2 separate regions of the Homo sapiens genome follow, and region 2 is linked to region 1. A link is a loop called in an ENCODE intact Hi-C map of the cell type or tissue named here. Cell type or tissue: PC-3. All regions are shown on one strand. Links, peaks and the distances in the headings refer to the core of each region. The heading gives the core; the rest is flanking DNA. Region 1 overlaps FOXO3 (forkhead box O3). Region 2 overlaps FOXO3 (forkhead box O3).

Region 1 (15,691 bases), core at 5,168-13,167:
TCAGAGCTGTTAGGGTTTCCTTTTTGCTTTCAGAGAGGATGAGTAACATTTTTTTTTTTTTTTTGACACGGAGTTTCACTCTTGTTACCCAGGCTGGAGTGCACTGGCATGATCTCGGCTCACTGCGACCTCCGCCTCCTGGGTTCAAGCGATTCTCCTGCCTCAGCCTCCAGAGTAGCTGGGATTACAGGCATGCGCCACCATGCCAGGCTAATTTTGTATTTTTAATGGAGACGGGGTTTCTCCATGTTGGTCAGGCTGGATAACATTTTTATTTCCCCTCGCAAGTCCTTGGCACCAACATGGAGGACTTCTTTTTGACTGCTTTATTCTTCATGGCCTTTTCCAAGAGATTCAAATGCTCCTTATTCTTTAAGTGGGGTTCACTAGGTAGAGGCAAAGTCTGTCCCCACCATCTTTAAACTGCGTACAAGTTTGGAAGCCACCTGAAATCACACCCTGAGCGGGGCATACTTGTCCTGAGTAGTAAGCCATGGTGTCCTCTCCTCAGGGTGGGGAAGCAACACACACAATGCTAAAAATTAACACCAAAAACAAACACAAAGTCCGCCTTGTACTACACATGTGTGACTGATCCTCCCATTAACAGGAGTGACAAGCTTCTGAATTTTTAAAATGTGTTTCAGCAATCATATTGCAGAGGAAGCAATAAAGGAAACCAAGCTCAGATTCATTCACAGTTAATGGGGTACACTGAGCCTGGCAGCCAGTTCTCATGCCAGGACAGTGAAGGCTTGTGATAAAGCTCTTTCCTAGCTTTGGTAACAGGTATCAGGTTCTGGAGCCCTGGAGAGAACAGCAGATCCCAAGAGCGCATGTCATGTTTTCAACATTAGGTACTCTTCTAATTTCTCATCAAAAAGTAGGCGGCTCCCTAGAGCAGCTTATTTAGAGGCCAAGGGTGGCCTCGGATAGTTCTCATCATAAATCAAACATTACAGCTGCCAGGCCCCTTGAGGCTAAGCATTCTGCTGATATGCTCCAGATCAGAAAATTATTGTTAGGGACCTGTGACACTCACTCAGAATGTGACATGGTGGCCAACGGCTGGCCTGTCCTGAAAGCAGGGTCTCAACATAAGGGGCAGAGGGCTCTGGCAGCACCCCTGCCCACTTCAGAACCAGGCTAGTCTCTGGGGCCCTGGCCTCTCTGCAGGTGGCTGAGGGTGAGGGTGCCGGGACCCTAGACAGGCTTCACTACCAGATTCTCGGCTGACCCTCTCCAGGGGCTGGTGGGTCTCGCAGTACTGATGCTGCACTTGACTTTACCCTGGTCTCAGCTCTCCACAACACTCTACATGTAGATGCTGTTTTAGTTACTTGAAAAAGAAAAAACAAAACAAAACAAAAAACCAAAGCATTCCCTCTTCATTCTCCTGATCTGTTTTGTGCTGCCTTGCCCTTGTACCTTCTCTGTCCCTTCCTCAGCTGTTTCAGATTAAATGATAATCTGGTTCTAGGACATTCTGTAAGACATTCTGCCTGAAATTCAACAAACGCTAGAAAAGGAGAATAAATGAGATACCATGTCTGAAAAGAATTCAACATTTTAAAGTTGAAACACATTGGAGGGTTGCCTTTCTCACTCCCAAAGCAGCTCCCAGGGTCTGTAAAACTGCAAAGGTAAGTAGCTATTTTGTTAGTCACTTTGCATGTTTCTCTGAACTCAGAAGTTCTCAGGACCCTAATGCTGGAAGCACTCTGGAATTCTCCTATCCCCCCACCCTTTTACATCTCGCTCCCCACTCTAGCCCCCATGCTACTAGTGCCTCTGCAATGCATCCCCACACAGGGCAGCATCCCTTAGGAAGCTTGGAGAGGCAACCCTCCTTCACTGCTACTGGAAAGTTCTTGCATACAGCACATTACTAAAGAATCCAGGAAGTGGCTAGCATTATTATAAAGGAATATAGTAAGCAAGTCTGGCTCACTGACAAGCAGACCATATGAATAGAATACATACTTAAAAAAATTACACATACTTTAAAAATGAAGATTATAAACATGTAGCAGTTTAGAAAAGGCAATGTGCTACAGTCTACTATAACCACAATTGCACAACAATTTACAGATTCAGTAAAAGGCAGGGTGAAATCAACAGGGCCATCGCTCAAACATGGCAACCCAAGCGAGGCAGGAGACGTGTGACAATACCAAATGGAACTCTCATTATGCTAGGAGCTGTGATCACCACCAATATCACCCCCAGAGGAGTTATAAAGCCAAGGCGCACAAGGGGGCCCCTGGTGGCCGGTGGTGTGTGCAGGGGGTTGGGTGGCACGTCTGTGTTGGTGCCCACTGTCACGGTGCAAGCATCAGCAAGAACTCAAGCAGGGAAGTCTGTGCTGAAATACTAGCCTGTATTCCTAAGGCCCATGCATAAGGTTCCATTTTTGTACTGTACATGATAAAATATATTTATACATTTATATGCCTAATGCTTTTTATGCAAAGAAAAGAGTCTTCATATATCACTTTGGAGAAGTATGCATATACTGTGCTAATCAGAGCATCGTTATACCAATTTCTTATGTACCAAAGGTGGTCCCAACTATTCCGTCTACCAAAGAAGGTAACGAATATAATCACACTTTCCAGGTTAAACAGAAAGCACCTATACAGCACCATAACTTTTTGAAAACACAACAAAATGAAATCCATAGAAGCAGAAAAAAAAGTTAAAACTGCCCTATTTTGTACTTCCATTGAGTCACTTGTACAATTACAACCTAAGCTTATATTTAAAAAATCAGTTTGTATGCTATTGCCTCTCACTCATACACTTCTAGCAGATCAGATTATATAGCAAGGCTGAAAATAATCAAGGATGTGTATTTAGGAAAACAGTGAAGTTAGAACTGCCTCAGCATTGACTTGGGTTTTTACTCTTCGCACATTTCTCACTGCAAGCTTAATGCTCACCTGTAAGTTCATTTGTTCTGCAAAGCAAAACAGGACTTTTTTGTTTTTTTTTTTTTTCCTTTTCTTTCTCCTTAAAACTAAACCCTTTAGTGACATTTGGCAATGAGTGGAGAGCTGAGCTGATTTCTTTCCTGAAAATATCAATATTCTAGTTTCTAACCAGCAGACCAACACTGTTCACATTAGCTGAGGACACTGACAGGAAATCACAGGCCCTACTGATCTGGCACCCGTAGACTTGGTGCTGGGGTCCCGTCCACAGATCACCCTGACTCAGAACCGGAAACACACTGGGCCGGACGCTGTGCTCCACTCCTTTTGCCTATGCACGGTTCTGTCCTGGACGGGTGCACATAGCAAACAATTGTGCCATTGTTCAGTTTTTAGAAAAGGATAATTTTCTACCAAACAAAAGAAGAAAGAAAATCCCCCTTTAGTTTATGTAATTTGTTAGTTTATGGAGTTCCATGCGCTCAAAAGCTTGTGATGCTCGAACCCGGAATGGTAACTGGTACAACATTTTCTTTCTGTTTTTAAATTTGCTAGGGGAAGGACGGTTAACATTTTAACAGAAAAATACCGCAAGTTAATGCATGTGAAAAACTCAGAAAGTCAAAGGAAAACAAACACAAGAACAACACTTAAAACGTCCCATAAACCATCGCAATATTAAAACACCACAGAATGGCCGACGGGGGCTCACGGTGTGCTCTGAATGAGGGTGGGTGGTGCTGAGGGGTGCTGTCCTCCACTGGCAGGCGGCTCACCACCCTGTACAAGGAAGATTTTGCATACTTTTTAGAGTTCTGTTCCAAGGGTAAGTGCTTCACCCAGGGTAAGGGGCCATTAACAGTCTCTGCTGGGTTAGGAAAATGGCGTGGGATTCACAAAGGTGTTAAGCTGTAAACGGTATCACTGTCCACTTGCTGAGAGCAGATTTGGCAAAGGGTTTTCTCTGTAGGTCTTGTGTCAGTTTGAGGGTCTAAAGGAGGAGAAAAGAAAACCAGAGATCATTAAGGGCACTGCAACAGCAATAGTGGGCACCTGAGGGCCACCTGTCAAGGCCTTCCATCTCCCTCACCCACCTCAGAGCCCAGGGCTAGCACAGCAAAGCTGCTCTGCTACACCAGTTTCAAAGGTCTGAAATCCTAAGGACAAAGCACAAAGATTACTTACCTTATTTCTCATGTTGTCCTTATTACAAAATGCTCTGAAGTTGAAAAGCCCAAAGGGAATGGGATCATTCACTTTGGGAGATAAAGAAAGCCATATTAGGGGTGTTTTGGTGGGTCCTTTTTAGTTAGATGTTCAAGGTGCAGATAAGATTCTGTTCTAGACTTCCGGACTGAGGGATTTCCTAGGACATGGGACTTTCCATGCTAAAACAAGGAGAGCCGCTCATCCTAAGTAGATGAGTTATACTTTTCTGGTTCTTCCCTACTGGCTATGTGGACTAACTGAATTGCTTACCACCCTTTTCCACGAATACCCCAACACCAGTGGAGATGAAATGGCCACTTTCTATAAAGGCCTTAATAAGTCTGCAGTGCTGGGTGTGGGTAATCTTGACTCCCCTATTCCCCACCATAAAAAGAGTAAGTAATTACTAAGCGGGCCATCTTAAGAATTTAAGAAATGGGCCGGGCGCAGTGGCTCACGCCTGTAATCCCAGCACTTTCGAAGGCTGAGGAGGGCAGATCACGAGGTCAGGAGATCGAGACCATCCTGGCTAACATGGTGAAACCCCGTCTCTACTAAAAATACAAAAAATTAGCCGGGCGCGGTGGCGGGCACCTGTAGTCCCAGCTACTCGGGAGGCTGAGGCAGGAGAATGGCGTGAACCTGAGAGGCAGAGCTTGCAGTGAGCCAAGATCGCACCACTGCACTCCAGCCTGAGCGACAGCGAGACTCCGTCTCAAAAAAAAAAAAAAAAAAAAAAGAATTTAAGAAATGGGGTCTTGCTATGTTGCCCAGGCTGGACTTGAACTCCTGGGCTCAAGAGATCCTTCCGTCTCAGCCTCCTGAGTAGCTAGGACTACAGGCACGCCAATGCACCTGGCTTAGGAATTTGATTTTTGTATTACAAATTTGGAGAAAAAAAATTACATAACACATATATGGACAAGAAATCCCCCATAAAACACCCCATTAACAATCAACAACATTATTATTATTCTGCCTCCAATTATTATTTTGTCTTCAATGGAAAGGCACAAAAAAGGTGCTCTTAGAGCATCTGAATTTATACAAGTCTTATCAGATGTCATGTGACCACTGGGCCCAGAAAAGTTAAGGGATTAAAAAAAAAAAAAAAAGTATATTCATAGAGCTGTCTTAATAGCAAAAGGACGTGACATGACAGACCTCCAGACATAAGATTCTTTGTTTATGGAGATAGTGTTGGCAGTTATGGTAGTAAAGAAACGGCTCTAGGCCAAGAAATGGATAGAAAAGTGGTAGTGAAACAACATGAACTCGTGCTTTTCTCTCCAGACAAGGTAAATAAGTAATGAAAAAAGCATCAAAAAACTCACACACAAAATCACATTATATACATCTGCTTCTCCCACCTTTAGAGGTTGTACCGTAGGGTCATCAGGAATTCTCATGAGTGTACTGTAACTTCAATCTCTTCTGTGACTCTGCACTTGCTGGCAATCTTACCTTTCACTCTCAATGTTTGCAAACACAGCAGGACTTAGTATTTACAATGTTACATGCCCATGGTCATATTTACTTATCCTTGTTAAAGCTCCAAATTGAAGAATTTAGGTTGTTTTACTGGAGGTAGGGACAATAAAGTATAAAAAGAAGCCTCTTTCTTCTTCCTGTCTATCCCTAGGTTTTAGTTTCCCTGGCTGATGGTTTTTTGGGGCATTCTTTGCTTTGTAAAGCTACTAGATAATATTACCTTGGACTATAAAATAATGGCTTGTTGATTCTAGAGGGAGTAAAAGCTGAAGTAAATACTAGATCTCAGCATCTGTGAAGACCGTAGCTTGCTAAAGTCAGTGCTATTCTAACTACTCTACCTTGCCCTGCAAAGTATGAATGATTAGATAGCGTTTCACAGGCACAGTCCTCTGGAAGAGGATTTGGTTTTTTCCCCTCACAATAACACTTAATAAACCACCATCCAACATCACTATGTGATCAGTCATCAGGGGACTCCCATCCCCAAGTCCCCATCCTGACTTACTGTAAGCGCCGAGGGAGAAGCTGTAAAGTACTACCTAATTCAGATCTCTCTCCAGTTCCCTTGGGTATTAATTATGCAGCCACAGAAGCCAGTGCATAATGGGAAGGTGACACACTTCATTCCCCAAGTACAGAGACAGGGAGTGTGGCTTGCTCCAATGTGGGCTGGGCCAACACAGCAGGAAAGAGGACAGAGGACACCCATGAGCCCCTAACAGAGCACAATTTTGAGCAGAACAGGCCATCACCCCAAAGCCAGGAGTAGGAGGCCCATGTGGGACAGTCTAAAGCACTAACCAACCACAGTCCCCAGGCTTAATATCCATTCCTTCATCAAAAGGCCCCAATCTTCAGAGAACTCCATTATTAAAAACGAGATGTGTGAATCACCACTTTCCCTTTCTGCAGATTGGGGTTGGGGTCACCTGTGAAGCTATGTTCTACAGCTTCCGCTGAGGTCCCCCAGGCAATGCCCTCCCAGGGAGGCCTGCTCAGGAAACCACCTTGGTGCTTATAGGCTGAATTGGTAGAGGATTTGGCCCAGGTATAGAGGCAACTCTTGCAGAGGACAAATTTAATACAGAAACTCCCACTCCAGAGAACAGAAAGGCCTTTGGTTTCCTCTGTGACAGAAGGAAAACAGATTGTAAAACACTGAAAATATAGAAGATAAATGTTGAACAGAAATACAATTAACCTTCTCAGAGGAACACCAGAATCACCATTTACAATGAAAACTGGGGTAATAAAAATAATCAAAAGGAAAGCAGCAGCTCATCTGTCTTAGATTTTTAATGGCTCTCCTGTGGCTCAATGTTTGTACATGCTTATCTGATTCAATCAAGGACAGAAAGAGTAGAGGGAGCATATTAAGTGATGAAACCCAGCTACTGAGCTGGGAAAGTCAATGATACTTAGCTTGGGTACAAGTTTCATGGGTTTTAAGAAAGCTCATGTCATTCTTAAATAGTTTAAAGTATGACATTTTAGTTATACGGTTATTTAGTTAACCGTGAGATTTATGTGTATGTGTCGATGCTCTTCTAGTTTAAAAACACATCGGATTAAGGGGCCAGGCATGGCGGCTCATGCCTGTAGTCTCAGCACTTTGGGAGGCTGAGGGGGGCGGTCCCTTGAGACCAGGAGTTGGAGACCACCCTGGGCAACATGGCAAAACCCCGTCCCTACCAAAAATACAAAAACTAGTCTCATAACCCGGTCTCAAAATAAATAAATAAAATTTTAAAATGCTGTAAGAAAACACATCAGATTAAGCAAAACTTTTGAAAAGAAAATGAAGCTACAGCTGATGGAATTGTAGTTTACTCTGCAAGTACTAGGCAATATGCCAATTAACAATAAATACAAAGATGCTGTTCTGTCCCATCAGTGACTTTCATTAATAAGGGAAGACGCCCTCTCTCCCCTCCCTGCCCAATAAACAAGTTTGAAATCAATTGCTGATACAAAGAAAATGAAATGGGGAGACCAAATAAATGATGAGGTCCATTCTAAAAATATCTACGGATGCTGTCATCTGGTCTCTGGTGAGAGCAAGTCCCTCTATAATCTTGGCATCTGTAGGGAAGACAAGTTTCTGCCTAATTATCACCATAAATCACATGATACTCTAAGAAAGGGAAATGCCTCCAAAAACTACACAAAACATAACAACCCCAATCAACTTTAATCTGGGAATAAAACATAAATGTTCCTACTGCTGTCCTCCCACAACTTAATCCACTGTGAAACATTTTTCAGTAGTGTTTTTATCTTCTGGGCAGAGAAGAACAGAACAGGACCCTAATACTAAATAGGACATGGAAGGAAAAAGAGATCATAAGTTGAAACCTTCACATTCACAAATCCATGAAGGTTATCAACTGTTTTCCTAGTTAGACAGAACTAGATGATTTGAGGAAAGTTTGCCCCACAAGCAAAAATAAAGTGAAACACCACTTTCCTCACTCTTTAAAAAGAAAGATAATTTTAGCCAAACTTTCAACCCCTAGAGCAAGCTGGGGACTAAATATGGAACACTTAGGAGAGATAAGGAATTGATATTAATGCAATCTGACAAGGAAGTCTCACATGGACTCCAGGAAGACAGGGTGTAAAACACAAGCTTGACTTGTGTAAAGGCTGCCTTGCACTGCCTCCCAGTAATTCCTGGGCTTGGTCAAGGCAGCAGGTGAACCAGTCTGGGAAGGCTGGTGACAAGGTCCTCCAGAGTCTTCGCCTCCAGGACACCTCAGAGCCTAGACCTGGAGTGGACTGCCCTTCCAGCCAGCCTTTGTGCTGTGCTGATAAAACCCAAGGGAGACACAGGGAGAGAGGTAGCCATCCTCATACTTCATAGCTGAGGGACAAAGGGCTGGGGGCCACCTGCTGGGAGGCACCAGCTTTTCTGTTGCTTAAATTTAGCGATTATTAATGGCTAAAATAAGTTTAAGAATGCCCTATCTTAAACTATCTGATCTATCCCTATCAGAGATAGGGACAGATAAATCCCTATCTCTGACTTTATGTTGAGGCAGGGATTATGTTAACCAATATTTTTCACATATCCAGAGTCGACTATGAATACTAATGTGGCAGAAATATGACAGGTATTGATTTACTGTCAATAGCAAAGTTGCAGAGATTTAGTATTTTCTTAAGATTCTCAGATTTGCAAACCACGTATAATAGTATGTACACTTTTAGATTATGTTCTTTTTAAAGGCCCAGTTTTTAGGCAAAAAGCCTTTAAAGGGTGTCTGGATCCTCTCTGAATTCATGGTTATTTAACTTTATTATAATATCCAAAACCCTTAGCTGGTAAAGGCCTGTGGGATCAGGTTCCACTGTCCTCATCCATGCTTTAAGGCCCACTACTGCTTCTGGGAACAAACCCTCCGCTTGTCCGATGGGTCAGGTTCAAAGACACTTTGCCTGGACGGCTCTTCTTACCACCCAGCAAATCACCTACATGTTCAGATGGCTCCTGCAGCCCCACCTTCCCTACGCTATCCTTGACTCAATTCTTAAGTCACTCACCTAGTATCTAATCATAATGTGCCTGAAATGGCAACTTTTTCAGGGACTTTGAGCTCCTAACATGTTGAACTCCTTGAAAGCTAAGCAAAGTCTTCAAATCAAATCAAACACTTATGGAGCACCTACTACTTTAAGAGCACTGTCTGGTATCTTCCCTCGTGCAGCACATATTCCAGTGAAAGAAACAACAGTTTTCTTGATGTCCCAAGGAACCTGGTAAGTTGAAAGTACTAAATGGATGCACTATAAATGTTGGCTGAATCAATCAAAGAACCATCCTCCTGGAAGAACCCTCTCTTCCTCTTTGCCAACTCAAACACTCAGCATCCTTTCATTGCAACTGCTTCCATGACCTACTCATATTTGCCAAGAGTTAGTCTGAGTCCAGGCAGAACCTACTGCCTGGTGGGATATGACCTAGGATTTGCAGTACTTTATGTGAAAAGGATGGTTTCCAATCATTCAATTTCTAAAACTCCTATTTCTTACAGATGAAATCAATACAAGGCACGATTTTAACATTCAACTAATTCTCAAGTATTTAATAAAAGGTTTATCTTCTCCTATCCTTTCTGTACATCCCACCATAGATATCCTTACCACCAGCCCCCAAATTAAGAGTCTTGCTACTCTAAGTTTCAAGCTGCTGTCAATAAAGTGATTCACCTTTTAAAAACAATAGGGAATTGTAGTACAGGAGGAAATGTTCAGTCATCAAACATGACCTGCATATCACAATGTTTATGTTTGCTGGGTGTGACCCTATCCTGTATGACTCTTCACTGCATTTACTGGGGTGTGTGTATGTGGGGGGCGGGGCAGGGATGAATGATAGGAGTGTGCAGGCTGGGATGCCCTAGATCCCTGGAGGGTGGGTGGAAATGCAGGTGTAATTGCCAGTCCATCTCAGGGTTTAGCTACCAAATACTGAAGGGAGGATCTCTAAAGCGCTCTTTTCCTGCTTTAGATACACAGGATTCTGAGAGACAATCTAATTTTTCCAAGTGATTCTGAAACTGAAAACACAGAATCAGCTAGTTGAGTTCTACAAATAGTCCAAACCACCTGTAAGGTATGACCAGGACACACAGGTGACACAGATGGTGGCCATGTAACAACCATCACACCAGTGCCACAGAGGAACTGAGAGGAACTCCAGGGTGGCTCCACAACTGAGGGAGACAAAGGAGTGCCCTGGCCAGGTGTGCAGATTCCGGTAGTGAGGGGAATCTGCGTGTGTGGCCCCGGTGGCCCTCTTCTTACAGCTTGGCCTGCACCTGCACCTTGGTGTAAGTGCCGGCTGGGGCTGCCTCCCATGGGGCACCCCACTCCAGCCAGCAGGGCAGTCTGAGTAGAACCTGACGAGTGGGGCAGGGAGTGCTTTGGCTTTTGTTACTCGGTGGGCAGGCAGCATTTTCAGGTAAACATTAGGGTCACCTTCCAACAGGTCTATCAGTCAAGACACTTTCTGATTACTTATAACTACGTTGGGCGGTATTGCTGTCTGATCTTTTTTGAACATACAAATGACCAATGAAAGCCCCAATTAATTACAGTGGCATATACAGAAATGAAGGCCTACTGGAAATTAACTGAAAATTTCGACCTCAGAATTCTTGGACTTCTACCTCTGGCCTTCTCTTCTTAGTCACTGATTTCCCCTGAAGAATCAAGTCAAACACTCCACACAAACAGAAACACATTTAAAAAAAAAGGAAACAAAAAAATCCCACAACCTTATGGCTCAGACTTCTTGCATCAGAGACAAAGCAGGAAAAGAAGAGGGAAGGGAGACGGAGAGAAAGAAGAAGAAAGAGGATGAGAGAGGAAGAGACAGGGAGAGGGAGAGGGAGGGAGAGAGAGGAGACGTACTGACATCCAAACCTTCAATCAAACCAAGACTGTCAATTACAGTTTTAGCCTTCAGAAACACTGGAATTACCCTCTGAGACTTCGTGACTAAGTGATACTATTCTTTAATAAACGAATGCCATGGATTTTAGCAAAAAATAGGTTATTAAAAAACAAAGCCGACCTAAAATTACAAACTAAGGTCCACATCTATTACTGAGCAGGAAAGACACAAAAGACCTGCATCCCAGTGTCCAGTGGCTCTACAGGGCGATGTATTTTAGTCCCTGGCCTGGCTGCTGCTTATTTAGAAGCGCTTAGAGAAGAACAGCCTATTTTTTTTCTGGGTTTTCACTCAACTTAGAATTCGAAGAGATGTTAAGGGTACAGTGACTGTCTTTTCTGAACCTCAAATTGTATCACAGTAACTAATAAGCGATAAACCACCAGCTCTGGGGAGACCCAAGGCCAGACTACTGCCAACACCATGCTATCATGTGCCAGTCTTTCTGCTCCAAGACAGCCCTAAGAGGGACTGCAATGGCTCTTTATCTCTCTGAGTGGCTTGGGATGACCGGCATTGGGAAGACAAAGATGGCATTGCCAGGTTCCTCCCAACAGCAGGAGAGGCTCAGGCTTGAGGCTCTAAGGCAGCTGAAAAGAGCAGGGTGGGGCATCTCCTTCAGCAGGACTTGCTGCTAGCCCCTGTGGACACCGATGGGTACCCATGCTAAGCAGAGCTGAAGCCAGACAGCTGGGACTTCTCAGGCGATCCTTTAAAGATGCTAATGGAGCACTTTGGATACCACAAACAGCTCTCCTCAACACCATTTGTAGCATTAGTTTCGTTTAACAGCCCCTTTAATGAGCACCCCCAAACTGGCAGGCAGAACTTCTAAGGGACATTGACTCTGGAAATAAAAGTTCTCACACCAACAGGTAACTGTGATCCCTTTTTAATGAAAAACCCAGGGGAATCTAGTTCACTGAGGAAAACAGTCACTCTTTCTGCCCATAGTTTAAGACTGGCGTGGCTGCTTCTGGCTTCCACTATTAACCTCTGGAGCTGTTTTAAATCACAATAAACATTAAATAACATGTTTAAAAAGGTGTCAAAAGACATTAGCCCATATCAGAGGTAGTCCTTCTAGGAGCTCTGTGAGGCAAGTTTTAATTTTAACCTCATTTTATAAATAAGCAAACTGAAACTGAGAGATGAGGGACTTGACTGCAGGACACACAGCCATGAAAAAGGCAGCCTTCTGCTGCAAGTCCCACAGCTCCTCTGCCATCCCACAGGATCTCACTTAACTTGGAGTGGGCTGCAGGGGAGGCTTTTTTAATCCACAGCTCCCTCAGAGCTGAGCCCCAGGGACAGTGTGCTGAAGTGGGCGGCTCATGTCCAACCGTGATGAACTCACCAGCTCTAGAAATCAAACATAAAGTGCTCTGCAGAGCTTTTAAAAGAAACCAGCATCTGGATTCAGCCTGAACTCTGACCTGTTAGTATGGAGCTCCTCAAGTCTTAGGGTCTGTGTTTTTGTGGAATAGACCATGTGATAATGGAACAGAACCCCTGAATGCAGGGGTGTCCCAGAAAACCAGGCACATCAGGCTGCCACACCACATGCACCTCTGCTCCAACCTTGTGAGGAAGGCAGTCTTTGGCTCTACGACAAACTGTCATCGCCACTGCCACCACTTTCTCCACTAGGCCACGCATTCTTTAAGGGAGGGACCCTTTTTACCCACTTCTATCCCCTGTGCCCAGCAGGTACTCAACAGATGAACTGTGCTTAATGATTTCAGGCCTTTCTTGAGCACTTCTACCAACACGGGCCTACCACTTTGCCGGGCAGCTAGCCCATGCATGGATATGGCTGAGAAACACTAGATATATGACAAGGTCATACAAAAAACTCAGCAAGAAAGGGAGGAGAAGGGCAAAGAAGCCCTGTCTCCAAGGGGGTGCTGACTCCTTTCAGCAAAACTCTAGGACAGCATTTCTTAAGGGGGTTCCTTAGAACACTGGTGCTATGGTTTCTTGAAGAAAAAGGATTTGATTCAAGATATCAAACACATTTAGGAAACACTGCATAACATATCCTACCCTAAAAAGTTCATAATGTGTATTAACCTTTAAGGCTCTGAGAAGTTCTCTTGGAAATAATGCAATTTCTCTTTGTTTAACATGGTATTTCTTAAACTTATTTGACCACAGAATCCATTTTCCATTTCACTATCTTGAGGATCTATGACTATCTTGAGGATCTAGTATTCCGAGAAACATTTTGAGAAACATTGACTTACAGGACCTCTAAATACTAATTTGCAAAACACATTTTAAATTCATTTTAGTTTCTGAAACTTTAAACTTCAAAACAATTTGGAGGATTGGGGAAAGCAATACTTTGAAATTCAATGAACACATCAACAAAACCAGGGTGAAGCAGGTGGTGTCTCCTGCAAGGTGGAGAATCTCCATCTTGGGATGAAAGTCCAGTAAATATGTGTCTCCAAGTCAGGGAAGAGAAAGCAGTCAGCAAACATTCTCCCACTTGGCCCAAGACCAAGGAGGACCTCTAGGAGGCAATCTCTCCAGCAATGGCAAAGCGGATCCCAGAAAGCCCCCTTCTCCCATCTCCATATAGAAAGATAAGCCTGTGAGAAGCACAGGTGGCCCCTGGGGGAAGACTCTACTGATAGAAAATGTTGTTTACAAGATGCTGCTGAGCATTATGAACACTCTAAGTTATAAATAGTAATTCTGGTGATTTTCACCCTGTTTGTGTTCTACATGAGCTCTCTGGACAGAAGAGACCTTCCAGAAAGCTGTTTATAAATACAACTGCTTGAAGGAGGAGCCACTCAGGCTCTGTCTCCATGCTTAGCAGGCTGGCCAGAGGTGAAAACAGGTGCATTTTATAAAACCAACAGGCCCAGGAAGAGCAGCCTTCATGCTAAATGTCACTGCTTTCCAGGAAAAAACAGCGTATGTAGCCAGTGTACCAGCCTCTGCAAAGAAAACCCCTTTTTATGGCCATATCAATTTTCTCTCGCGCTCATCGACACTAAAAAGATCCCAACATTCTCTCCCTGAATGACAGTTCAGACTTTCGGCTTTTTTTAAAAGGTAAGAATAAAGATCCCTGAAGATGCAGAATTCTTCAGGCTAGCATACTATAACCGAAGACTATAGTCATAGGTACAAATAGCAGAATATATTCTCCAGGTAATTCATAACAGATTCATATTTATCAGATGTTACATTCCCTAAAACAGAAATATCTACATCAATAAAAAACACGATACAGTCTATATTACCTGTATTTGGTTAGAATTAGTCCTATCCCCAACATAAATTTTAAAGACATACTAGAATCACAGCATTCAAACATCAGTCAAACAAGCATCAAAGATTTACTCCTTTTGGGAAGTAGCCTACACGTAAATTCCAAATGGCTTCCAATACTGCAGCCTGCTGATGCCACACTAGTACACCACTATTTCTTTCTAGCTCTGTATCATAACATAGACTTCACCAGGTCCATTTCACAGACAAAATGTTAGGGTTCAAGTTTATTTAGTTTTTATTTTTTTTATTTTTTGAGACGGAGTCTTGCTCTGTCACCCAGGCTGCAGTGCAGTGGCGCAGTCTCAGCTCACTGCAAGCTCCGCCTCCTGGGTTCACGCCATTCTCCTGCCTCAGCCTCTCCGAGTAGCTGGGACTACAGGCGCCCGCCACCACGCCCGGCTAATTTTTTTGTATTTTTAGTAGAGACGGGGTTTCACCGTCTCGATCTCCTGACCTCATGATCCACCCGTCTCGGCCTCCCAAAGTGCTGGGATTACAAGCGTGAGCCACTGCGCCCGGTCTTCAAGTTTAAAATTATACATACTATGCACCTTTAAAACTTGATGAGGCTGTCTTCTTTTGACAAATGAGAAACCTAATATTCTACAAGATTGAGTGATGTGGCAGAGACAAGAAGTGAACCACCCCTCCCCTCTCCATCTGGGCTTTTGCTGGTGGATGCTTCCCAGTCTTTATGTAAAGTACTTTAAACTAAATATTGGGCTGCTCCCTAATGGTGTCTCCAAATGTCAAAAGATGAAGATGAATGAAAGTTTGTGAATGCAGGCATCTTTGATATCAAATTAAGGTGAGACTGAAGCTGGTTTCCCTCAGAGAGGACACATGTCGAACTCAAGAAGGCTTACCGGAAGCTCGAGCTTGCAGCACCACACCAGCTCATGACCATCTCTGCCACCAACTGTAAGCACATGCACCAAGCTTTATGAACACCTGAGAGAACACAGTGCCCTTCACGACCCAGCAGCCAGCCCTCCAAAAAAGTATGGCTATTTTTTCTTTTCCAGATAGACCTAAGGGTCAAAGAATTCTACACGTGGTCTAAAATGAATGACGTGTGAAACACCCAGCCCGCCAGAGAAGCATCTTGCTGCAGCTCCCCAGCAAGACTGCCTGTCAACTGAGCAGACCGCTCCATTAACACAAGGCGGCTCAGATTCAGCATCACATGACCTTCTTCTGTGAGCAAGCCAGGAATTCAGTCTGGAGAAACACTAAGAAGTTAAACCAAGAAAGTTATTAGAGAGCAACTCTTGGGAAGCTGGGACAGTTAATTTGAGAGAAGCAG
Region 2 (15,691 bases), core at 4,029-12,028, 65 kb after region 1:
CACACTGCATTTTTTTTTTAACAGCCAACGGTATGTTTTGATTGACATCAAGTGGAGACGGGATGGGGAAAAACACTGATTCTGTGAAAACACCCCCACTCTCCATTAGTGGCATGCTCATCCTGCTCTTCATATTCCAGTAAGTTATTTTGCTCTGTTTTAACAACAACAAACAAACAAACAAAAAACCCATAAAAATCCTTGCATACCTTGTTCAACTGGAGAATTTTCATGTTTTTAATTGATCACTGTAAAACCAAGGACAATTTTATAACTTTTTTGTATGTAGCTGTTATATGTAGGGCAATCTGTCTTTATCTAGGGATAAACTACTCTAAAAAAAAAAGAATCCTATATAGTTTTCTCTTTAAGTCAAGCGTCTTACTGTTTAAATAAACTTCTTGTTTAATATGAAAAAAAAACTATGTAAAATTCACAATGCCTGGTATCCAAGTAAAAATTACCAGGCATAGCAAAGGAACAGGAAAATATGACCCATAAAAATGAAAATAATCAATCAATTAACAGACCCAGAAATGAGACAAGATGATGGGACTAGCAGACAAGGGCACTGAACTAGCTATTATAACAGTGCAGCTTCTTTAAAAAACAACTTGGCAGTTCCTCAAAAGGTTAAAGAGAGTTACCACATGACCCAGCAATTCCCTCCTAGGCATATACCCAAAGACATTAAAATAATATGTCCACATAAAAACTGGTAACAAATGTTCACAGCAGCATTATTCATAATAGCTAAAAACTGGAAACAATTCAAATGCCCAGCAACTGATGAATAAATAAAATGTAGTATATCCATATAATGGATTATTATTTAGCAATAAAAAGAAATTAAGTACTGATAAATGCTACCAACATGGATGAACCTGGAAAACATACTAAGTGAAAGAAGGCACTCACAAAGTACTACCTATTATATGATTCCATTGATATGAAATGTCCAGAAGAGTCCCTATAGACTGACATTTCATATCAATATAGGCTGAAAAGGAGTGGGGTACATGGGAAATGACCGCTAATGGATACAAGGTTTCTTTGTGGGGTGACGAAAGTATTCTAAAATTAGATTGTGGTTGCACAACAGATAGTTGCACAACTCTGTGAATATACTAAAAACCATCAATTTGCAAACTTTAAATTGGTAAATTATATGGCAATGTGAATTAGGTCTCAACAAAGCTGTTAAAAAGTTATAAATATGGCTGGGCGCAGTGGCTCACACCTGTAATCCCAGCACTTTGAGAAGCAGAGTTGGGAGGATTGCTTGAGGCCAGGAGTTGAGACCAGCCTGGCCAACACAGCGAAACCCCATTTCTACTAAAAAATACAAACATTGGCCGGGTGTGGTGGCTCACGCCTGTAATCCCAGCACTTTTGGGAGGCAGAGGCGGGTGGATCACAAGGTCAGGAGATCGAGACCATCTTGGCTAACATGGTGAAACCCCGTCTCTAAAAAATAAAAAAATTAGCCAGGCGTGGTGGTGGGTGCCTGTAGTCCCAGCTACTCGGGAGGCTGAGGTAGGAGAATGGTGTGAACCCACGAGGCGGAGCTTGCAGTGAGCCGAGACTGCGCCACTGCACTCAAGCCTGGGCGACAGAATGAGACTCTATCTCAAAAAAAAAAAAAAAAAAAAAAAAAACCTTAGTTGGGCGTGATGGCACATACCTGTAGTCCCAGCTACTCAAGAGGCTGAGGTGGGAGAATCGCTTGAACTGGGGAGACAGAGGTTGCAATGAGCCAAGATTGCGCCATTGCACTCCAGCCTGGGTGACAGAGTGAGACTCATTCTCAAAGGAAAAAAAAAAATTATAAATATACTCTATGTAGTAAGAAGGTAGAGGGAAAAAAGGCAGGAAATTGGAAGATACAAAAGAAATAAACCCAGTGGTACTTCTAGTAAAGAAAAATAAATTTAAAAATACACTGGATGGGATTAACAGCAAATTAAACATTGCAGAAAGATCAGTAAATTATAAGACACAACAACAGCAACTAACCAACTAACCCAAATGAAGCACAGGGAAAGACTGAAAATGAAATTGAGAGTATCCAGTGATCTATGGGGACAATACTAAATTGTCTAACATATGTGTAATTGAGATCATAAAAGAAGAGGAAAGAGGGAGAGGATGGAAAAAAAATCTGAAGAAATAATGGCTGGATTTTAAATTTTTTTTATAAAAAACTATAAACACTCAGATCCAAGAAAAACTCAACAAACTCCAAAAAGAACAGATGTAATTAAAGAGGGCACATCACAATAATAAAAACCAGTGATACAAAAAAAAAATACTTAAAAGCGGCAGAAGAAAAAAGACATTAAGAGAAATATAGAATGAGCAAATCACTTTTCAGAGACTATGTGAGACAATGGAGGAACATCCTTACTAAGAGAGGGAAAAAGCTACCAATCTAGAAATTTATACCTATTAAAAGTGTCTTTCAAAAACGAAGATAAAATAAAGACTCTTTCAGGCAAACAAAAATGAGAATCAATGCCAGCAGTGGTACATTCAAAGAGATATTTTAAAAAGTAGTTTCATCAAGCAGAGAGAAAATGATACCAGATGGGCATCTGAACTTAAAGGAATGAAGAGCGGGGAATGATCAATATATGAGTAAATATAGACAATATTTTCTTATCTTCAATCTCTTTAAAAGATAATGACTATCTAAGGCAAAAATAACAATATATTCTGGGGCTTATAACATACATGTAGAAGAAAATAGCACTAAGAATAATAAGGGAGAAGTGGCTGTATATTGTTTCAAGGATTTTATACTCCATGTAAAGTGGCAGAAGATTGACTATCATCAGTTAAAGATGTGTAAATCCTAGCGCAACCATTAAAAAATAACAAAGAGATGTACCTAATAAGCCAAGAGTGGAGATAACACGGGTTCATTAAAACCAAACAAAACCACCTAACTCAAGAGAAGGCAAGAAAAGGGGGAATAGGACACAAAGAACAAATGGGACAAATAGAAAACTAATAGCAAGATAACAGATTTAAACCCAAATATAATTACATTAAACAAAATGGTCTTTGAAAAAAACGCAAAAAATAAAAAACAAAAAAAAACCAAAACATCAACAAAAAACCCTCCAAATAAAAGCCAGAGATTGTCAGATTGGATTAAAAAACACCCAACAATTTGCTATCTGCATGGAATCCACTTTAAATATAAAGACACAGATAGATTAGAAGTACAAGGAAAAAAGATCTGCCATACAAACAGTAGTCAAAAGAAAGCTGGAGTAACTATATTATTAACAGTTATTAATGAACAGATTTCAACAACAAATACTGCCAAGGATGAAGAGAGACAATTCATAATAGAAGAGTCAATGTATCAGGAGGATATAACAACCTTAAATGTTAATCTGCCTAATAATAGATTTTCAAAATACATAAAGCAGTATACAATTATTATTTTTCAATTAAAGTTTGTTAAAAACATGAAGCAAAATCTAATAGAATTGAAGTAGACAAATCCACAATTACAGCTGGATATTTCAACATTCCTTTCACAGTAATTGATAGAACATGTAGTGAGAAAATGAACTTGACTAACTTGACCTAATTCACATTTATAGAACAAATCACCCAAAACAGCAGAAAACACATTCTTTTTAAGTACATGGAAAACATTCAATAAGATAGACAATATTCTTGGCTCATAAAACAAGTCTCAACAAATTTAAAACAACACAAAACAGATTCTCCAACCACAAAAGAATTTAGTTAGAAAACAGTAATAGAAAAATATCCAGAAAATCCTCCAAATACTTGGAAATTTAAAAATTAACTTCTAAACAAACTGCAGACCAAAGTAATTACAGGTAAAATAGAAACAATTTTGAATTGAATGCAAAAACAAACTTCACTGGATGCATCTATAGCAGTTGTAGCAAGGAATGTATAGCTTTCAACATTTATATTAGGAAGGAAGGTCTCAAGTAAATGATCTAAGGTTTCACCTTAAGATGCCAGAAAAAGAGCAAATTAAACCCACAACATGCAGAAGAAAAGAAATAAAAGATTAAAAGAGAAAAAAAAAATCAATGGAAGTAAAAACATAAAAGTAACGGGGGAAAAGTCAGTGGAAGCAAATGTTAATTCGTTTAAAAGATCAATGAAATTGCAAGGCACTAAACAGATAAGGAATGAGGGGGAAAGGGAGTTAAGACAAATTATCAACATCAGGAATGAAAATGAAATCACTACAGATGATATATCTATTAAAAGGATAATAAGAGAACATTATAAATGACTTTATGCCCATAAATTAGACAACTTAAATAAAATGGGCAAATTCCTTAAAAGACACAGACTACCAAAACTCATTCAAGAAGAAACAGACAAGCCAACAGCATTGTATCTATGAAATAAATTGAATTAGCAGTTAAACATTTCCTCACACACAAAAAAACTCCAGGCTCTGATGGCTTAACTGCCGTTGAATTCTACCAAACATTTAAGGAAGAGATACTACAGTGCTACCAGAGCAGAACAGGGAACACTTTCCAACTCATGTTATAAGACCACCATTACCCTGGTACCAAAAACAGGCAAAGATATTATAAGAAATGTATAGATCAATATTCCTCATGAAGACAGACACAAAAATCCTTAACAAAATTTTAGCTACTTGAATCTCATGGTAACATATCAAGACCAGGTGGGATTTATCCCAGGAATGTAAGGTTGGTTTAACATTGCAAATCAGTCAATGTATTTCATCATATTAAAAGACTGAAAAAGAAAAACCATCTGATCTTCTCAACAGGTGAGGAAAAAGCATCTGACAAAATTCAATATCCACTCATAATTTAAAAAACAAAAACTACTCAACACATAGGAATAGAGAAAACTACCTCAGCCTGATAAAGGAAATATGTGACAAACTTACACCTAACATGATACTTAACAGTGAAAGACTGAATGCTTTCCCCTTAAGATGAGAAAAATGGTAAGGATCTCTGCTTTCACCACTGCTATTCAACAATGTATTGGAGGTCCTGGCCAGTGAAATAAGGCAAGAAAAAGAAATAAAGTGTATACAGTATATATTAGAAAGGAAGAAAAAAAATTTTTTTTTTATTTTTTTTTTGAGACAGAGTTTCGCTATTGTCACCCAGGCTGGAGTGCAATGGCACAATCTTGGCTCACTGCAACCTCTGCCTCCCGGGTTCAAGCAATTCTTCTGCCACAGCCTCCTGAGTAGCCGGGATTACAGGTGCCCACCACCACGCCCAGCTAATTTTTGTATTTCTAGTAGAGATGGGGTTTCACCATCTTGGCCAGGCTGGTCTCAAACTCCTTACCTCAGGTGATCTGCCCACCTCAGCCTCCCAAAGTCCTGGGATTACAGGCATGAGCCACCGCGCCTGGCCAGAAAACTCTATTTATAGACATGATCATCAATGTAAAAAAATCCTAAGAACTCTACAAAAAGGGTATTACAACTAATACATGAGTTTAGCAGTTACAACATTAAGGTCAATACACAAAACCCAATTAATTATATTTTTACATACTAAACAAATGGAAACTAATTTTTAAAATATCATTTACAATAGTATCAAAAGATGAAGCTCTTGGGGATAAATTTCACAAACAGTATGTAAGAATTGTATTTTAAAACATATAAACACTGCTGAGAGAAATTAAAGATGACTAGATCTAGAACAGTACAAATGATTTTGAAAAAGAACTAAATTGGAAGAGTTATACTACCTGACAAAATAAAGCTACAGTAATAAAGACCAATGTAGTATTAGTATAAGAAAGAAAACATGCAATCAATAGAACAGAGGGTCTAGAAATACACGAAGGTGTCAAGGAAGTTCAATGGATAAATGAATCCAGACTCATACAAAATATTAAAATTATCTCCAAATGGATCAAAGTCTTAAATTTAAGAGCTAAAACTTAGCTCTTTAGTTGTTAGGACACTGTTAACAAAATGAATAAGCAATCCACAAACAAGAAAAAGTACTGGCAATACTTATTTCTGATAAAAGACATGTATTCAGAATACATAAGAAATTCCTAACTAAATGGTGTGAATACAATCCTTTAAAAAAAAAAAAAAGGCAAAAGATTTCAATAGACACGTCACCAAAGAAGATATACAATTTACAAATAAGCACATGAAAAGATGCATAACATTATTAATCATTAAGCAAATGCAAATTAAAATTACAATGAGGTATCTACCACTACATTATACAATGGAGAAAAGTAAAAATACTGGCAATTACATGTGTTGGAGAGGAGGTGAAACAACTAGAACTCTCATACATTGCTGGCAGAAATGCAAAACAGTACATTCACTCTGGAAAACAGTTTGGCAGTTTCTTATAAAGTTAAACATACACTGCACTTACCACCCAGCAGTCCTACTCCTAGGCATTTATCACAAATACATGAATAAATACATCCCCAAAAGTCCTGAACATAGATATTAATAGCAGTTTTATTCATAACTGTAAAAAACTGGAAACAACCCAAATGTCTATCCCCTGGTGAATGGATAAAATATTCCGGTATATTTCTATAACAGAATATCCATACAACAATGGCATACTTCTCAGCAATTAAAAGAATGAGCCACTGACAAAAGGCATGGATGAATCTCAAATGCACTCTACTAAGTGAAAGATGCTAACACAAAGGGCTACATACAGTAATGACTCTACATTTATACGAAATTCTAGAAAAGGCAAAAAGTAGCTCAGCAGTTGTGGGTGGGTAGGGGGAGGGAGAGGGACTGATGAAAATAAGCCATGAGGGAATTTTTTGTGGCGATGAAATGTTTGAAATGTTTTATCGTAATTGTGGTGTTATACAACTGTACACATTCACTAAAACTCAAATTTTATACTTAAATTGGTAAATTTCAGTGTTTTCAAATTACAACTCAATAACTACGATTGTTTTCCACAGGTAATTTTCAAAATAAATCACCAGTTTCAAAACAGGGAGGCAATTTTATGTCACTGTAAAATTATCCAAATGCCACAAAAACAGCAGGATTATAGGAAAAGAGTTTTTATCCTTTCTGGGTTACAAGATGTGGAGGGAGGAAAAGGAACAAAAGGTGTGGGCGATAGGAAAATGGGGAGGGCTGCTCTCTGCACTGTTTTACACTGTATTTAAATGCCTCAGACTTCACCCAGTCCCTGTCCTATCACTTCTATCTACTTGCAAAGACAACAGAGTATGAATGCGTTCTCTCTCTTAAAAACCAAAACACAGGGGCACACACAAAACTCAGAAAGCTCCACTGTTTTTTCCTCTTAGAGCACAAAGGTGAAGAGGCTCAGCCCATGAAGCTAAGCGGTCCAGTCCCATGACTTTCACTTGTACTTAAGAACACTGAATCCTCTCCTTTTAATTCTATTGAGTTTCTTGTGAGGCAAATTTTCCTGTGGCCAGTTTACTCTGAGTTCCTGATAAGGAGTCCAGTTATTAACAGAATCTAAGCAATTTACAGGACTCTTAGACTCAGTCCTTTTATTTTAAAATTACAAAAACAATACCTATAATATTGAAGAATATTAAAATAAAGAGGAAAAAAATCAAGGGCTCTCCAGTGAGGAAATAATTAAATAAATTATAAATCCATTCAACCCTTGTCCTATTAAAGCAACGATTTTAAATAGCCATTGTAAAGCCTGTATATGGGGAGGGGAAGGGGAAACAAAGCAAAGTGCAAAAAAAATCTCTTACTGCAGCCAAGCAAACAATGCATGCATATATGGCCAAATCTGCAAGGAACTCAGATAAGAGGAGTGGTGACAGGTTTCCCCCAACTGTTTTCTTTTCAAAAATGTACATATGTGTGCATGTATGTGTACATTTAAAAAAAATTCAACAGGCACATCTCCTGAATTTAATGAAAAAACTCTAGTCTAGGCAAAAGGAGCCCTGTTGTCAACAGTTAAGTCCTCCAGGCGTGTTAGCAGCATATTCATACGTGTAAAGTCCTAACTACAACTCAAAGACCTGTAATGATATGTCCTGAAGAAATGAGTGAGAACACCAAACTGCTTTCCAGTTAAAGAGAGGTCGCTTTGTTGGCACAAGTGGCTAACCCAGAAACACAAATACCTTAGCCTTAAAAGCGATCCACAGCGTTATATACAAAGAGAGATGCAGCGAGAAACAAACTCACAGGCCTATCTGATGCTCAGTCTTCCTGCTTCCCTTCTTAACAATACCACCTGCAACCTCAATAGTGTCTTTTCATCACCACCTGGAAAGCTAATAGGCCAAATCGTATTTTGGCTGATTTTAAAGCTAAAGAGATCAAGAGCACAGCTTTACAACTTTGCTCTAGGTGACTCAGATACTAAACATCTAAACCTGGCCTAGAACCCAGGCCCATCAGCAACCAAGTGTGTAACATCTTGGTGCCTCTCCCACAATAGCAGACAATGCCCTCAGTCACCACAACCATGACTTCTCCAGGAACAAAGTGAAATCTGTCTAGTCTCTAAACACTCACTGAAATAAAACCTTTTGGAAGTGACGTGACAATTCACCATTTATTTGGGGAGTAAGGTTAAAAATAGTAAGGCTTAGAGATAATCCATTTACTCAGCTTACCAGTTATAAACCATAGCTTTACTGAATGTGAATTACAACAGGCTGATCTTAAAGACCTTTAAGAACTAACCTCCGATAACCTCTTCTACATCATGTCCTCTGGTAACTGTTCATTTGGATTAAGGCGAAACCAACCAAAGCTATTCTTAATAGCTTGAGGTCCAGCTCACAAACCTCCACAGCTGGCCAAGTACCGTAGCAACCTCAGCGTTAACAAAAGGAAACAAGTTCTATACTGCTGAGCATTAACTGCTTAAGCAACTGTCCTGAGGTTGAAACAAATCTGTCCTGGGAATTTAGGGCCCGTTTTCTGGACTCTGGGAGGGGAGGGATAGAGAAAAATAAAGTTAAGCTTTCCCCTACCCTCTCTCTGAGAATAGGATATTTCTTCAAACTTTCTGAAGCGTTTACTATTAGAAATGTGAAACCCTGTAAAAGTACCAAAGCCAAAGAAGAGCCTTTAAATTGTTTTCCACTTGTAACCACAATGGAGTAGTTTTCCAATAAACCCAAAGGTAGCTAAACAGGATCCTAAATGGTACACTCTGTTCAGAAACCATAGAGTTGGCTCTTTGGTTTCTGATATTTGGTTTCCTGGTTTCTGCCAGAGTATTTTTGTTCCTGGATTTTGTTTTTGATAGAAAAACTGCAGTAGCACCAGAAAAGAGTAGTTGTTTTTTTTAACCCAAAAAGTTCTGCAAAGTTCTCTGAGTATCCCTCTCTTTAGGACTGTGCCTCCAATCCAGTTCATGTTCCATTTCCCTCTGGGGACAAAAGACAATTCCCAGTTAGAAATTAGCCTCTTTGGCAGAACTACTTGTAAGACCAGAAAATAGGCCAGTGATAGCCAATTCTCAATCATCTTTAAATAAAGTGAGAGCGTCACTTAATTTATCCAAGCATCAGTTTTTCAAAGGGCTGAACTAGAGATCTCACTCAAGTGTTCTAAAGATGATTCTGAGTATAGAACAGACACTTCAGTTTGAAACAGAGAGAAACTTGAGGTGATCTTAAGGCCCACTGGGAGTATGCATATGAATTTGCACATTACTTCTGATGAATAAAATGAGGGAACTGGACTAGAATTTCCACCTGTCTTTCAACTCTACCATTATATGATCCCAAGGTCCTTGGAAATGGCAGTAAATAGGGCAGGACTGAAGGTTAGACCTGCCACCAACTCCCCAAATGCCACTGCTCTGAAGTAAGAATCTGGTAATTATAAAGATTAGTTCTTCCAGGATAATAATCTACTGTTAAAGAACATACATTTCTATTAGGATGGGATCTCCTTTAGGCAGGGGGATTTTATCTTTTGTTCACTGATGTATTTATTCCCCAACCCTCTAACAGGAGCTGGCACACAGTAAGCATCAATAAATATTTATTGAGTGAATGAATAAATTTTGTCCTTAGCATCTGAAGTAAGCCATCCAAAGAATATAATCTGCAAGTCCCTAAAGGCAGAAGGATGCTTATATTCTACTACATGTCAGCTGGCAGAAAAATTAGGATACAGGGACTCCCTCAGACTTTAGAGACTGAAAAGAATGTATCCATAATCATCTAGACATCTAAACAGAGCAAGAAAAACAGGGTTAGAAACAAGCACATTTTACAATTCCATTTTCAAAACATGTAACCTTTCCAGGATCAGAAAAGAAAATATCAGTGAAGCAAGTTTCTGAAGGGAGTACAGAAACTCCTTCTTCTTTTTTTTTTTTTTTTTTGAGATAGTCTCGCTCTGTCACCCAGGCTGGAGTGCAGTGGCAGGATCTCAGCTCACTGCAACCTCCGCCTCCCAGGTTCAAGCAATTCTCCTGCCTCAGCCTCCCAAGTAGCTGCGATCCAAAGGTGCACGCCACCACACCCAGCTAATTTTTGTTTTAGTAGAGATGGGGCTTTGCCATGTTGCCCAGGCTGGTCTTGAACTCCTGAGCTCAAGTGATCTGCCCTCCTTGGCCTTCCAAAGTGCTGGGATTACAGGCTTGAGCCACTGCGCCCAGCTGAAATATTATTCTTCTAAGACATTTCAATTTGGGATAAAAATTCTTTCATCTCCTAAGTACGACCTTTCAGGTATGAAAGACAAAACATACAAGTTAATAATTAAAAAGTCTATGAGTTCTAAATTCCCCAAGTCTGAGAAACAGTGACAACACCTTGCTCCGAAATATCCTAATATCCCAAGGGTTCATTTGTTTTTACACATAACAAAACAAAAACAAAAATAAAAACAAGAGACATCTGGTGGCAGGACAAGCATTGTCTTCTTCAACTTACTCTGCATCTTTATGGGACCCCCATCCTCACCCCCTCCTGTCACATCAGGCATCAAAAATGAAAATCACACACAACAGTGGTCAAATAGCTAGAATACATAAGGCTTTAAAAAGAGCTGTGCAAGGTAGCATGTGCTAAAGGTGATCAAAATATACATTTTAACTATTGAAAACAGGTAGTCCTGTCACTAAACTCTTGGTAAAAGCAGAACAGGCTGGCAAAAGGACTAGAAAAGTTTGTCAGTTCCTGGCTTTCTGAACCTGCTTGTTCACAAGGCTGCTTGCTTCCTGGGAAGAGAAGAAGAAAGTTTTTCATGCAGTCTCCTGTAGATAAGCCTTAATCATAGTCTGGCAAGGCTGTGCAGACACTTGGAACTCGAGAAGACATTTTCTCTTTTTCTCCTTCTGACTTTCTGTTATACCAGTGGCATTGCCATGTGTGTCAAGAACCCAAAGAGTTTAGGGGGAAGGGGAGGAATATCACAATTGCAGAGGCCTGATTACTATGCAGAAAACACCGCCCTACCAGACAGACTTGCCAACAAACCGCCCTTGGGAAGGGTACAGTCTATGGGGTGAACAAAGGGGCTGATATACTGTGGAACTGGATTCAGAGAGACCTCCTTATCTCCAAAGCTTCTGGATTTCTAGGCAAGAGCAGCAATTAGGCATTAACTGACAAGAACATTATTTACAACAGGGAAGAGGTTCTGATGAGTCTCCCAGCATACTGTACAGAATTCCAGTCTTCAAACCTTTAATACCAAATTAGTTGCTTTCTCATACTGCCCCACCTCTTTTAAATTATAATTGTTCTGTTTCGCACCAAAGTTTCTTTGTGGCACAAACTATTTTAATTTACTTGTAACTCTTACATAAAAACCTCCAAAGCATTTTACCAATGACAATTTGCAAAGCAATTAACTATCCAGGATCACATGCTCACATGACAAAATAAAACTTTTTTTGGTCTTTTGAGTGATTTGAAAGCACTACATTGAACAAAATAATTGGATCTTGTGACTTCTCCCTTCAACCTAATTTTCATCTAATTTGCTGTCCTACATGCGAATTTGCCTCATGCTGCATTTCCATGCCTCCCTCTCAGAACTGTTCAGCCTCCTGGCCTGTTCCCTTGCTTTATCTAAGCAGGTAATCAAAACAAGAAACATCTTGATATTCCCTGTGCTAACACAAAACAAAACAAACAAATCTTTCCCTTCTAGGATAATTCTAATCATCCCTGAACCATTTCTGAAATCAGACCTGTAATCCCACTCTTTATTTACCAGAAGTGTCATTTGAGGCAAGCTTTTAATTGATCTAGGCCTGTTTCTTTTTCTGAGAAATGAGCAACTTCCAAGGTATAGATTAGAAATACTGTATGTAAAAGACACAGTAGTGTCAGACACATAGTGAATGCTCAGAAATTATTAATAGTTTTCAAAATCGCAAAAATAAAATGAAAAAAAATAGTAGGACTGGGCGCGGTGGCTCACACCTGTAATCCCAGCACTTTGGGAGGTCAAGGCAGGCAGATCACAAGGTCAGGAGTTCGAGACCAGCCTGGCCAATATGGTGAAACCCCATCTCTACTAAACATACAAAAATTATCCAGGTGTGGTGGTGGGCGTCTGTAGTTCCAGTTACTCGGGAGGCTGAGGCAGAAAAACTGCTTGAACCTGGGAGGCGGAGGTTGCAGTGAGCTGAGATTGTGCCACTGCACTCCAGCCTGGGTGACAGAATGAGACTCCGTCTCAGGGAAAAAAAAAGAAAAGTTAGTATTAGATATAAGGATACCCATGATAAAGAGTGTGACTATGAACTTCATTTATCTCAACTAAAAAGTTTATTTTGGCCTAAGCAACATCTTAAGCTTAAAAATAAAAATTAATAAAGCCAAGAGGCCACATCCTGTGGTGGAACAGTATAAAGTAAATTTGCAAAACAGAAACATTTGACTTCAAATACCTTTTTCTCTCTTCTTATAGGGCCTTTACACTCCATAAGTGAGCCAAGTCACAAAACGGGAAGGCTTAGAATCACCAAACTCATGACATTCAGATGCCCCACGTGAAGGCATCTCCATAAGGATAAACTTAAGCTTAGACAATCCTTCAAATACTTAAAAAAGGGTCCAAACCAAACAAACTGAAAAGCAAAAAGCAACAAGGAAAAAAAAAACCCAACCTTCAAAAAGTTGAGGGGGCCTGAAACATCCAAACTGGCTGTTTTCTTTGGCTGCATTCACTGGTTGTTGTTCAAATTCAGTTCTAGTAGAGACTCTAACACTGTAACACTTATTTCTTGTTAAAACATAATAATGAACAAGAAAGCAAACTGATTATTCCTTGTTCACAAATGTCAGTGTCAGAAGTAATATTACATACTAATAAGTCATATAACATTTCTACTCATTTCAGGCAAAGGCACGTCGCTGTTAAATTACCTTTAAATTCGAAAAGAAAAAAAATATATCAGGAAGTTCTTCTACACAATCATCCAAAGGTATAATAAGCCATAAAAACTTAACCTGCCACTGAAGAGGGCAAAGGAACCCAATGACTTTCACCTCATTTAGTCACCAAGAAATGTATTAACAGTGCGTACTGTCGTTTTCCAGTTTTTCTTTATTACTTATTTCATTCACCATAATTCCAAATTTTAATGACCATATCTTTCCTAAAATATCTACATAAAAATCTTGATTATTTAAGAGTAAAAAGTTGGTTTCTCCTCTAGCTACTTCTGACCTCTTCAATAAATTGTGCCTGATGCTGCCTCCTTTCCTTCCAACCACTCACATTAGAATCCTTTTAGTCAAAGTAGTCTGAGGCTGCAGTTGTTTGCAGGATGTGATCATCCTCAATACCATATTATTTCAGAGTAGCTTAAGTCACCATTCCTAGGCAATTTCATAGTAAAAAAATTATTCTAGGAATTCCTGGACCTATAGATATTTCCAAGATCATTACAAAAATACTTCTTTTTAAATAAAAAAAAATTGTCTAATGTACCATGCTGGGAAATTTTTATTTAAAAAATAGAACTAAACTCTTGAGCTTCAATAATGCTGTCAGATAGATTCTCAGGGCCTTCTACTGCCCTCAAGGAAATGATGGCACACCCTCAGTTTGGGAAAGGCTGTCCAGGATTAGTTCAAAGAAGATGCTCTACCCAAAACCCCAACAATGATTCCCTCCTCTCCCCATTAGCAGAGTCCTATCCTCTTTATATCAAGTTCCTCTGGAAATCAGGTTATATTTAATACCTGGAGATCCTCAACTTGTTCTTCAATACTGTATTTTCTTTCCTAGGCCAAAATGTGCGTAAATTTTCTAGACACTTAAAGTTAAAATCACCAATACCATAAGAATCATGATAAACTGGAAAATATGACAAGGAAAAAAAGGAGGGTCCTTTATCATCCCCGAGAAAGTGAAAAGTTTTCATGGCTGATGCTTTACTTGATCCACTTGTTTAATTACACTCATTAGTCTTTAGCTGCAAACATGTAGAAGGTACTTGAATGACTGAATGAATAATTGATTATAAACTTTTAAAAAGAGAAATGCCAGATTCTGCTAGTCTCCTTTATTCATTTATTTGTAAGAATGGGATCCTTCTTTGTCACAGGACACTAATTCAGCACCAGAGAAGTTACTGAGCACAACCTCATCGAAGTCATCCTACCTTCTACTGAAGTGATGAACAGTACAACCATTTTTTGCTGAAACTGGCCTGATTCACCTTAAAAATGGTACCACAGGTAAAAAAGAAAAAAAAAAACTACAGATGAAAACACAAAAAGTGAGGGAAAAAAAGTCTTACATTGAATGAATGTCAGTTTGCCATATTCCACCAGAAAGTAATTTTCAATCCAAAGATTTTTATCTCAGAAAATATAGTATATTTTCCAAGTTTTAGTAGATATGTTATTAACCCTATCTTATTCCTTTCAAAGTTACTGCCTAGTCACAGACAGAAACACTAAAACACTTCAGCATAAAGAGGGAAGAAAAGTATCTCCTACTCTACCTTGTCTTAGCAGTTCCATTAAAAGACCACTTAACTCTCAGCTCTAAGAGCTTCAAAATAGGTTCCTATAATACAAAACACACAGAAAGACACATGTACACAATCATCTATATTGCTTATATTAATCGGCCTTTATAAAAAGTTATCCACATCTATTATAAAAAAATAACCTTTGTTAATAATAAAAGGTTTTTTTTTTTGGTTTGGTTTTAATGCTATTGCTTATGACAGCACACTTGCCTCCTTCTGGATAAATATGAGGGACAAATAACAGACAGCAGCAACATACAAAAACTCAGTGATTTCCTGTAATTCTTTACCCCATTCTAGACCAAATCCTCTGAGGTTCTATGAAGCTGCAGAGTCCCAAACTTCACGCAAAAAACAAGATCTTGGTGGCATCTCTGTTACTCTGAAAGATCTTCTTAGGCCAAGTGGGATTGGAAAACTTACAGTGAAGCTTTAGGTTATGCTGCTACAGGCGTATGGCAGAAATTTACAAAGATTTTTTAAAGTAATAATGCTCTGTGTTGGCAAGGGTATGAGAATGGGCACTTTCATACATTGATGGTAGGAGTTTAGGAAGATTTTAGGAAAGAAAAAAAAGAGTGACTAGAAAAAGCAAAGCTTTAAAATTCTGTATGCTCTCAGACATCAATTCCACTTCTAGAAATAAAAGTAGATATACATTAAGATTTACCTAAAATATTTTCATCAGTGATATTTATAACAGC

Evidence for each region. A loop is a pair of places that touch in the nucleus more often than their neighbours do. Peaks named below come from ENCODE experiments on the same cell type or tissue, not always from the same donor. Only the 100,000 strongest peaks of a DNase experiment are listed, where the experiment ranks them.
Region 2: a loop joins it to region 1, with 2.3 times the contacts of the local background. A loop is called at or near these places in 2 of 110 quality-filtered maps.

What each region holds. Positions count from the first base shown.
Region 1 is chr6:108,668,060-108,683,750 of GRCh38, reverse strand. It overlaps FOXO3 (forkhead box O3), which reads right to left. Exons shown (of 3, transcript NM_001455.4): 3 at 1-3,924. Among named protein-coding and RNA genes, the nearest start is that of LINC00222, 76 kb to the left of the region's middle. RefSeq lists a silencer at 9,811-10,105. In PC-3, for the core only: no CTCF peak of the experiment used is centred there; a DNase peak (open chromatin) is centred at 9,940; H3K27ac peaks cover 2,811 bases.
Region 2 is chr6:108,602,124-108,617,814 of GRCh38, reverse strand. The region is part of intron 1 of FOXO3 (forkhead box O3); the gene reads right to left. It also overlaps the pseudogene SUMO2P8. Among named protein-coding and RNA genes, the nearest start is that of FOXO3, 49 kb to the right of the region's middle. In PC-3, for the core only: no CTCF peak of the experiment used is centred there; a DNase peak (open chromatin) is centred at 8,424; H3K27ac peaks cover 2,078 bases.